Regions from separate parts of the Homo sapiens genome. Here region 1 is linked to region 2. The links are chromatin contacts, found by Hi-C or POLR2A ChIA-PET in ENCODE. All regions are on one chromosome and are shown on one strand. The core of a region is the stretch at or near the end of the contact, and the rest is flanking DNA. Distances in the headings are between cores, read along the strand shown. Region 1 has its middle 130 kb from the start of LINC02242. Region 2 has its middle 21 kb from the start of TILRLS.

Evidence for each region. Hi-C counts contacts between places; a loop is a spot of excess contacts on that map. ChIA-PET counts read pairs that join two places held with the same protein, here RNA polymerase II (POLR2A). Pooled maps may share reads with other maps.
Region 1: a map of MCF 10A shows a loop between it and region 2 (2.8-fold over the local background). The contact joins two enhancer-like sites. A Hi-C loop is called at or near these places in 3 of 168 maps with a recorded cell type or tissue (CD4-positive, alpha-beta memory T cell, MCF 10A and endothelial cell of umbilical vein) and 6 of 50 pooled maps. POLR2A ChIA-PET finds 5 or more read pairs at or near these places in 1 of 52 experiments (activated T-cell).

What each region holds. Positions count from the first base shown.
Region 1 is chr5:67,513,044-67,518,389 of GRCh38, forward strand. No RefSeq gene overlaps it. Among named protein-coding and RNA genes, the nearest start is that of LINC02242, 130 kb to the right of the region's middle. Within about 2 kb of position 2,873, at least 2 of the 41 ENCODE cell types and tissues checked have a DNase peak (open chromatin) inside an H3K27ac peak, as active enhancers do.
Region 2 is chr5:67,243,931-67,250,024 of GRCh38, forward strand. No RefSeq gene overlaps it. Among named protein-coding and RNA genes, the nearest start is that of TILRLS, 21 kb to the right of the region's middle. Within about 2 kb of position 2,346, at least 2 of the 41 ENCODE cell types and tissues checked have a DNase peak (open chromatin) inside an H3K27ac peak, as active enhancers do.

The DNA.
Region 1 (5,346 bases), core at 1,623-4,122, 270 kb after region 2:
ATCTGGCAAAGTAATCTGCCACAATTGTGTAATTCAAGCTGGTTTCTCATTTTTATATTTAAAATGACAAAAGTGGGGTCACAGCAAAGGTGGAAATGAGGGGCTAAATTGAAAATTTAAGTTGAATTTTGTAGTTGATTTATCAAAAAAAAAAACAAAACAAAAAACCTTCCTGTCCATGGGTTATAGAGAATAGTCTGGACAATGGATATCATGCTGTACCTCACAGTGTTTTTACTTTGTCTGGTACATTTTGCTGTACCATTGAGAAATTAATAAGAATTAAGAAACTAATATCACTCACTCATTCATCTTTTAGGGACATTTAGAAACATGTTAAGCAAATAAGAAAAATGAAAATCATAGTCAATTAAGGAGTTAGGCATGTAAGTGAAAGGTACAGCCTTGCAGTTAAAGATAGAACTGCTATGAACATGCAAACCTAAGAGAAAAGATTGATCATTTAAGCCTTTAACTCCCCTGGAGCAATCAGAGAAGACTTTCTGAAGAGATGGCACTTGAACTGAGTATTGATGGATGAACAAGAGATTGCCAATTGAATTCTTACGGGCACGTTGAAAAATACAGAGCCTGTGGCAGAAGTGGCTCCAAAAGGCTGCAGCAAAGAGCAAACATCTGGAAAGCTGATAAAAGCAGTAGCCAGGTGATCAGAGCTAGAGCATGACAACTCCCTTGATGCTTCCTGTTCCCCAGCCTTTAAAATCTTTGAAATGAACTTGCTTTATAACCACTGATGGAAGTATGGTGGTGGGAAATAAAGGAAGTATTTGGAATGAAGAAGTTTGACAACTGTTCTGAAGTACTGTGTGCCTCATCATTTTCAGATTCAATTTCTTTTTTCGTTGAATGAGGCACAGTCATAACAATTCCATTACTCCGGACATTTACAGTTCATTCCCAGATAATATGATAAGGATTATCCTCCTGCTGCCCTGCATCCCCGCTCCACTGCTTTTGAACTCTTGACAATAGCATTGTCAGGAGACCAAAGGCATATCATTAATTACCCTTAAATTTCTTGGAAGTACTCATTTGAGGGAAAGCCCTAAAGGATCTTTCAGCTATTTGTTTTTGGACACAATAAATAATGGAGAAGAATAAAATCAAGAATAGGACCTGTTTTACTTTTCCAGATCCCCTTGGCTCAAGTGTAAAAGAAACCACAGACGGAAGCCCACAGATGGAGGCTCCTGATCATACAGCTGCGTCTTTGTTGGTACAGAAAACCAATTGTGGGTAGGAGCCATGGAGGAAGAGACAATATTAGAATGCAATGGCATTTTAATTATACTTACCATAATTCTAATGTTCTCTTCTGTGGTGAAGTGTTTGGGGAGTTGTCTTGAAACTAGAATCCAATCCTGCAAACTTCAATCCATTAGAGCGGTGCTGTTTGGAAATATACAGAGAAGCAAGTTTGAAAGATTTTCCAATAATCTCGCTTTGTAGTGTTTAGACTTCCTCTGATGACTGGAGAGGAGAAGGAAGAGAGAAAGCCAGGAGATTAAGTGGCCCATTTCTGTTCCTTAGGGATGTCCACTGGAGAACAAGCTTAACTCCTTGAACTATTTAAACTGCCTCTGAACATTCTTACAGAAGCCTGGTATACTGGACATGAATCCTATTTTCCCGAAAGAGGTAATATAGCTCTAAGCTAGTGGTACCATTCCTATTTTCCAGGACTGGAAACTTCAGAGCCAATTAAGTAGGCTACCTACTAAGAGTCATACTGAATTTCATTTCATAGGTATTTATGAGCCTACTATGTTCCAGGCACAGGGGTGAGTGAAAGAGATGCTGGTCTTGCCCTCCTGGAGCTTGTTGTCTAGTAGGAAAAACATATATTAAGCTAATGAATTAATTACATGGCAACACTTGTGATAAATGCAAAGTAAAGAGGGATATGAGAGCACGTAAGAGTGGGACTAGAAATGGATGAAGGGGTCATCGGAGGCTATCCTGGCTAACATAAGCCTTTTGTACTGAACAGATTACACAGTTTAAAAGAGAGGGAAGCAAGCTTCAAGTAGAGGTAACAGGATGTGTGAAGACTCAGTGGCTGAAAAGAGTGTGATTTAAACCACAATCTTCAAAGTGTGAAGGAAGCAGACTCATTTTACGTGGCTGAAACAGGAGAAAGAGAGAGATGGGGGGAGGTGCCACACGGTTTTAAACAACCAAATCTCATGAGCAGTCACTATCATGAGAGCCACGCTGAGGGGGAAATAAGGCAGGGAAGACTGGGGTGACTGGAGTACAGAGAGCTAGCACATGAGGCCAGGAAGGGGTGGAGATTAAACTGGAGAGCCCTGTGATAAGGTCTGGGTCTGTGTGCACCCAGCCCAAATCTCATGTCAAATTGTAATCCCTAGTGTTGGAGGTGGGGCCTGGTGGGAGGTGATTGGATCATGGGGGTGGATTTCCCCCTCAGTGTGGCTCTCATGATAGTGAGCGCTCATGAGATTTGGTTGTTTAAAACTGTGTAGCACCTCCGCCATCTCTCTCTTCCTCCTGCTCCAGCCACAAAAGATGAGTCTGTTTCCTTCACCTTCCGGCATGATTGTAAGTTTCCTGAGGCCTCCCAAGTCATGCTTCCTATAGAGCCTGTGGAACCATGAACGAATGAAACCTCTTTTCTTTATAAATTACCAGTCTCAGGTATTTCTTTACAGCACTGCAAGAATGAACTAATACACCCTGTAAGCCGTACTAATGATATTTCACTTTATTCTAAGATTCTAAGATGGGAAACCAACAACTTTAAATGCTCTGACCTGAGCATTTTTGAAAGGTCTATTTGGTGATTGTGTATAGGTTGATTTGGAAGGTGGCAGGTGTGGAAGGAGTTTTAGTTAAGAGGTGTTTGTGGCAGTGGTGATGGAGAGAATCTCACACATTCAAGAGAGGTTTAAGAATGATGTTAGCAAGGTTTGGTGACCGATTTGATATGATCTATGAAAAAGGAAGTGGTGGCAGGGCACAGTGGCTCATGACTGCAATCCCAGCACTTTGGGAGGCCAAGGCAGGTGGATCACCTGAGGTCAGAAGTTGGAGACCAGCCTGGCCAACATGATGAAACTTCATCTCTACTAAAAATATAAAAATTAGCCAGGTGTGGTGGTGCATGCCTGTAATCCCAGCTACTCAGGAGGCTGAGGCAGGAGAATTGCTTGAACCAGGGAGGTGGAGTTTGCAGTGAGCAGTGAGCCGAGAGATCAGGCCACTGCACTCTAGCTTGGGTGACAGAGTAAGACTCCCTCTCAAAAAAAAAAAAAAAAAAAGAAAGAAAAGAAAAAGGAAATGGTTCAGGGTGACCCTAAGTTTTCTTAATAAATGAGTAGATATTTGGTTGTACATTTGCTGACATTAAGACTCAAGAGAAGGACCAAGTATGGAGAATGAGTGCTGGGAAGAAAAACTGTGAGTTTGAATTTGGGCAGTAGAACTTAGGGTGCTTCCAAAAGACCAGGGCCACTGAAGGGTGATAAACCTGAGCTTGGGATCCCCATTCTGCTGTTTACTATCCATGACAACTTAGGCAAGTTTCAAAATAACCTTATACATCAATTTCCCGATCTGTAAAATGGGAATAAGAATAACAGTACCTTCACTGAGTTGTGAAGAACAAGTGAGAATACATACCAGACTGGTAACTATCCATGGGGCCAGGAGTGGGATGAGGTGGTCTAGGAAGGGGAACATTGGGTAAATTGAGATGGCTCTTCCTCTTTGTTATTAGTTAAATTTATATAAGAATCTATGTTATTACATATACACTTAGAAATGAATACAATAATATATGAAAAGAATATAAAAGGCTATATAAAAATATCCATGTATAGCACTCAGCCTGGCACTTGGAGAACAGTCAATAAATGTGATCTCTGTGTAGATAAAAGGGACCTGGAGTTCAGAGAGAGCGCTGGTCTAGAGGTGTGCATTTAGTAGTTCTTGCCATTCTAATGATAACAAGAGCTGTGGGAGTTGATGAAATCATCTCAAGAGAGAACATTGGGTTAAAGGGGGACAAGGGTTGAATGTTGAGGAATTTCAACTATTAAAGATCAAGTGGAGAGGAATGAATCAGCAAAGGAATCTTAGAAGGGGCAGCCAGCAAGGCAGGAGGAAATCTCTGTCCATGTACTCAAGGTACACTTACATTCAGAAGAGGTCAATGGTATGGCATGCTGTCACAAGCTCTAATAAGTGGAAACCTGCGAAGTGTGCTTTGGATAAGCAGACTCTTTGGATAATCAGGCAACAAGCTTTTGTTTCAGTTGTCTGGTTCTTTATTTTAAATCAAATCTTGGCTTCTGTCCTGGAAACGGGGCCAGTCAGCTGGTGTAGGCTGAATTCATATTTCTTACAGATTCTCTGTCTATAGGGAGGGGTGCTTAAAAGTGAGTTTGCCGATGTCGAAGAGGAAAACAAAATGGTACAAAGAAAAGGAATCTCAGTCCAGGCACAGTGGCTTACGCCTGTAATCCCAGCACTTTGGGAGGCTGAAGCGGGAGGATCACTTGCGGTGAGGAGTTCAAGACCAGCCTGGCCAACATGTTGAAAACTCATCTCTACTAAAAATACAAAAAAATTAGCTGGGCATGGTTGCACGTGCCTGTAATCCCAGCTACTCAAGAGGCTAAGGCAGGAGAATCACTTGAACCCAGGAGGTGGAGTTTACAGTGAGCCGAGATTGTGCCACTGTATGCTCAGCCTGGACTACAGAAAGAGACTCCATCTCAAAAAAAAAAAAAAAAAAAAAAAGATTCTGTTCATTCCATTATTTCTATGCTGGTCAATTTATAACCTTTAATGTTTTTCAACAAAAATAGTTTATTTTCTCAAATTCTTATTCTATAGACAGCCATCTCTCTAATTTTCTTTCTTTTTAATAAAAATGGGCACATTTCCCCCTTATTGTTGGAAAAAAGATGATTGACCTTCATAAAAAAGAGGTGAGTCTTGTTTATAATATTACAACAAAAAGTTATAATAAAGCTAGTTCATTTCAGATAAGTGGAAAACTTCCAAAGGGAGGGAGGAGTTAAATTCTATGTTCTGTTGTTTAATTCTATACAGTTTTGTTTTAAGAGACTAAAAATGCTAATTTGTATTAGGAAATAAAATAACCCTAAACACACCATGGGGAGACTGAGAAATGAAAGACATAAATGGGTGGCAATGAATTCGTAGCTCAAGATGGCATTCTGAATGGCAGGAGTCAGAGCTCCACATTCTGCTTAGATCCTGAGCCACAGTGGTGGAGGGAATGAGGGTTAAGATGCTTTAAGCAGCCCATCCTACTCTGCTTCAGTTCTGCACATT
Region 2 (6,094 bases), core at 1,096-3,595:
GAAGAGACATTCAAGTTCACTCAGTGTTACAGATCTAGATCGTTTCTAACAGACAGCGGCACTAGAACCAGGCCTTTGGAGGCCCCTTCTCATGGTCCTTCTGGCATATCACACAGCCTTCTCTTAATGATCCTGCTTTTAAACCAGAGGTCAGCAACCTTTTTCTGTAAAGGGCAAGATAGTAAATTATTTTGGCTTTGTAGGCCAATGGTCTCTGTTGCAGTTGCTCAACTCTGCCCTTGTTGTGCGAAAGCAGTGGTAGAGGATACTTAAATAAACGAGTGTGGCTGTGTTCCAATAAAGGTTTATTTACAAACATAGGTATAGGTCTGACTTGGCCCACAATCTGTAGTTTCCTGAACCCAGTTTTATACCATTGAAGTTATGACAATTTCTGTTTGATGGTCACTAACAGGCTATTGGGTCTTAGAAAGTCAAAGCTACCATCTAGCCTGGTGGTAAGGTGAGCTGTTGCATCACAGTCCCCATGACTTGGCTTCTTTCCAGACCTGGGTATGCTCAGATCTCCAGCAGCCAGGAGAGTGGGCCTGGCTCCCACAGTACTCCAGTTTCCAAAAGGAATCACACATTCCCTTCCTGTGCAGATAAAAGAACAATTGGACCATGAGAGAACTTACTGGAAAGTAATGCAGGATCACCAGGAAGGAACAGGAATTCACTCCTCGGTCACAGTCTTCATAGTCTGATTGGGAGTCAATCAGGTCTAAAAAGGTCAGTGAGAATGTATGTCTGACTTTGGCAGGCTTCCAGCGCCTTACAGTCATGGAATAGTTTGTTGGGTTGTAGTTTTTTCCAGAGCCTATTCAGAGCTTCCTTTGGCTGCTCTATCCATGTCGGCTTCCTCACACCGCCACCCCACCACTATTTTCCCCTCACTTATTGTCTGTCAATGCAAAGCTATTGTTCCCGTTAACTAAAATCACCAATAAACAAATATTTTTTTTCTCTCCATTTCATCTTCCATAAAACTTGACTTTCAGGTCCTTTCCCCTGTACCCTCGTCTCTGGGAGCTGGTCCCAGGTCTCAGGCCCTAGAAAGCAAACATCTTCCATAAAAGGTCAGTGCAGAGAGTTTAGGTGAAACCTTATGCTGATGCAAATGGGCTAGATGATTGCTCTGGTGATTGTGTAGATTAATGTGTGTACATGTGTGTGTGTACGTGTGTGTCTGTGTGTCTGATTCTGACCTTTAAATTAGGCTTCTTCCCTGGGCCCCTGCTGAAGGAATTTCTTTCAGCAGCCTGGGTGCCATTGGTTAGCCTCCAGGTAGACATTATCTCTTCATTGTTGTCAAGTCTTCATTCTGTCCCTCCCATTTTTCACCATGTGAATCCACCTTATGATCTGTTTCAAAGTTGAACAAGATGAGAACTTTCAAAGGCTGGATGAAGAATGGAATTTTCAATGAATTTAATGACCTAATTCTCAAAAAGGTACATACAAAAAAAAAAAATTAAAAAGATATCTGCAGTTACTTGTTCTTTTTTTTTTTTTTTTGCCCTGATTGCATCATCTCTAAAGTTGCCTTTCTTGATGATCAACTGGCGAGATCTGTAAAGGGGCATAAGTTGCTAATGGGTCCTTGGAGTTGAAGTGATTTAGGGAAAAAAAATCCTACATTATTATTATTTTCCCCAAGTAGCACTCTGATGCCTGGGGAGAGGGATGCTGGTAGCTGTGTGAGAAGCGGCAGAAATGAGGAAGGAAGGAAGGAAGGAAGGAAGGAAGGAAGGAAGGAAGGAGGGAGGGAATATTTGATTATTTCTTCATAAACAACCAATTCCTTTAGCACCTGCTATGGTTCCTGCCGCTGTGAGAGGAATATCAATGGCTTCAATATTCCATTGTTTGTGACTGAGAAGCATTTGCCTGCTGTACTGGGCTGCTTAGTTTTTTCAGACTGGCCACAAGGCAGAAAATGTGGCAGATATATAAAAGGAAAATGTTGGCCAACATGCCCTACATCAGGTGAGTTTTCTGTCTAAAGCCCATTTTGGAGTTACTGCCTCTCCCCTTTTTGTTTCTTCACAGCCTTTTGTTGATTTTTAGTTACATTTCTTTCCCCTGATGAGTGGCATACCCTTAAGTGTGCAGGTTCTACTGTTCTGCTCACATTAACACTTCTGTTAGTTTTTTTGTAATAGCCTACTTTGTTTTGATAAAATCATTACTTTCTTCAGCAACACTAATGCAAAGGAATGATTCATGAATACAAATGAAAGAAACAGCTCACAAAACAGGAGAAAAGGTGAGGAAAGAGAAGTTATGTTGGGTACTTGAAGTAGATCATTACCACCAGGTGGCGCTATTAAAACACCTCATTTTAAAATCCTAAACAGGGTTGCAAATAAGGAAAATGCAAAATTAGAGTCCTTCACAGAGAAAATACTTTTTATCAAAGAGAGACAGAGTGTGCGTGTGTGTGTGTATGTGTGTGTGTGTTTAGAACATAATTGTTTTAGGAAGAAGTAAATATTATGGGAAGTGGTGATACTTTTTAGAAAGGTGGCTCACAATTGATATTCTTGTAAGTTAAATACTAAAGCTTTTGAATATAAATATATTTAATTCCAGCTAGACCTTTTCTAGAATCTTCTGAAGCATGACATTGTAGACATCAGAAAGATGGTTTACTTTTACCATTCCACAACCCACTTTCATTCTACATAGAGAGCTTGCACAGTGGGGGCATTTATGTGAAAACAATTAGTACCCCATTAGGGGAAACATGAAGCCTGCAGGTCTGAGATGTTCTTGACTGCTTTGGGAACTTGGCATGTAGAAAGCTGGTAAATTAATACTCCGTGGAAGAGGATTCTTTACTTTAAAACATGTTGTCTATTATGTGACTCCGTGCTGCTGGTACCATTGTTATTTAAAGTAGACATTTTCATGTTTGTGCATTCTGTATGTGCATAGGGTATCCATTTACTGACAGAGAGATGAAAAGCTGATAATTCACATGTTTGTACATCAAAGATAGGGTGTTGATATAATGGTCCAGATAATCTTACACTTGAAGAAAGGCCAGGAGTAGAAAGTGATCTAACACAAAAAAGCATTAACGCCCTGAATTTTACATTGATTCTCCCTTATTTCAGCCCCAGAGCAACTCTCTGAATCAGATGATGCTGATAACTCCATTCTTAAGGCGAGGCTCCAGGAAGTTAAATAAGTTGTCAGTTGTCACAAAGCCACACTATATGACAGAATCAGGAGTTAAGCTCAGAAATTATTCCAGGGAGAAAAAATGCAATAAAATGAAAGGGAAAAGGCCTACGTTGTTTTGCAGTTTGTATTTAGATAAAATACTGTGGATAGCTTTGAAAGAAAGTGGAAAGAGACATACATATATATATTCATTCTACTTTTCTTATGTAATTTTTATCAATTCTATCTCAGCATACTATAACATATTCCATCATCCACAAAGCAGGAAGCCTGGGAAGACTGCTGGGTTTTTCTATACCTGGGGAAGAAAATACAAGTTGCTCATGAAAGTTGTAGCTGTGATAGCTCCCACATAATTCACACTACAGAGGCATTGACCCAGCTGGAAATGCAATGCATTATATAGAAATCAGCTGGTCCCTGCCTGGAAGAATATATGTTAATGGGAATATGTGACTCCAAGGAGAGTGCCTGGTATATACTAGACATTCAACATGTTGGCAGGATCTGAGCCTACAGCAATATAAAACCGACAACTTTATATTGTTTTGAAGTATCTGATGAACTCTTTATTTCTTGTTTCTAATTGAATTGTATTTAGATAGCGGTTTTTAGCCAAATTTTGCAGAGACGCTTCTGTATCCACCTGGGAAGTTATATGGGGGAAAGATTGTGTATAGGGGGCAGTGGTGTGTGTGGTGGGGGAGTGGGCTTCGCCATCCACCCTAGCTTATGTTAGAGCAGGTGGGCTATTTCTAATACATGCGACATTTCTAATACTGTGCTTGCATATTTTGAGTACTTAATTTTGATGTCAAGTCCTATAATACATCAGGGATTTAAGTGATTTATTTGAAACAATTCGTCACTTAAAAGATTATACTTAAAAGATTCAGATCCTTTATGATTTTTTAAAAATGATAAAAGATCCCCTGTGTTCTATGGTTATCAGAATTGAAGGTGATACAATATCTGAAAAGAAAAGAAATCATTATACGTCTCAGAGAGAAGTGTCACAAAGGAAATTTAATTCCTAATTTGATAAAAATGAAAAGAATCTGATTCTTTGATGATAAATCTTGAATCAGCTGGAGGCTGATTAATATATATAGAAGTAAGAGCAACTAAAAAGTGTTTTGACAGAAGCAGAAGACCTGGGGCTTATGTTGAAGTTTCTGATTATGTCCTCTAATGGTTCTGAAACATGGCTAGGAATGCCATTTATTTATTTGTTTCTTTGTTCACTTATTCATTCATATGTATTCTGAGGGGGAGTCTTTTTTTTTTTTTTTTTTCTTTGGAGACAGGGTCTTGCCTGTTGCTGAGGCTGGAGTGTATTGGAGCAATCACAGCTCACTGCAGCCCAACCCCCTGGACTCAAGTGATCCTCCCACCTCAGCCTCCCACATAGATGGGACTACAGGCACACACCATCATGCCTGGCTAATTTTTAAATTTTTTGTAGAGACCGGGTCTTGCTATGTTGCCCAGGCTGATCTTGAACTCCTGGGCTAAGGGAGTCTTAAAAGGTGTGCTGTTCATATTCTAGCCTAGTAATTGTGTTTGCAGTCATTGGTGTCACAGAAGTGCCACCTGCCTGTTGTTTCACTTGCCCTGTTACCACTTGCCTATTTTGCTAATGGTTTGCTACAGTTGACAAATGGTGTGTTTTGGTCTAGCTTCCAGCTCCCAGAGACCACAGGAAACACAGACAGGTACATGCTTGATCCTCCCAAGCTGCAGACATTCCTGGGCGTGTGTTGGGCAGTACACACTGTACTTCCTGTGTCATGCCCACATCCAGCTGTCAGGCCCTTACCCCTGAGGGCTTGGGGGATACATGGGAGAAGTTTGTTGATTTGGGCTCGAGGTCAAGCAGTCTATTTTAGAAACCTTAGGAGACTTAGTTTAAAAAGTATTAAAAGGTCTCATAAAAGAGAATTGTAAGGTTGGCTAGCAGTTGATTTGTTATGAGATGGAAGAGTCATACATTATCTTGGTATTTAATCAGTTAATAAATTGTTTCAATATGGTATATCCTTTTTTTCTTAAAGCAGTTTTCTTCCTAATAGCAAAGGATGCCAAGATTATTGCAATCTTTGGTAATCTCCTGTGAAATATGCCCTTTGCATTTCTTTTTATGAGTTTCCACCCTTGCCAGTATCAAGAAACAACAGAGCAGGGGAAGAAAAACATTTAGGGAAAATCACCAAATGCAGAGTCAGGAATCAAATTGAGATTTTCAGCTCCAAGTCTAGAATACCATGTTGACATTATAAATAGCCAACTAGGTATTTAATAGCTTATCACTAAGAGCTTGAGATTGTGGCTCCGGTTTTGAGACTCACATACGCCAAAAGCCAACTGTTAGGGAGCGACCCCTAAGGTGCACATGTATTACTGATTTATTTACACAAAACCTCATTCCATAAAGGAAATAAAGTGGTCTGCAACAATAACATGCACCGTGTAATAATGGTAGAATGTCATACCGAGGAACCAAAAGATAAAGATCAGGATAAAAGGCTGATACGAGCTTAACCAAAGGACTTCAAGTATGTTATGAGGGCTCAGACAGCTGTTACAATCCAGCCTCATATCTGGAAGCAAGCCAAACTGAATTCAAGTGTGAAGGGGGCCATGAGACAAACAGTAAGAAGCACAGAGCTTTCTCTGACAAAACATTTCATCTCTGAGTACTCAGAATTTTCGTTGCTCCTTTTTTTTTCTTTTTTCTCTTATTTATTTTTATTATACTTTTAAGTGTTAGGGTACATGTGCACATTGTGCAGGTTAGTTACATATGTATACATGTGCCATGCTGGTGCGCTGCACCCACTAACTCGTCATCTAGCATTAGGTATATCTCCTGATGCTATCCCTCCCCACTCCCACCACCCCA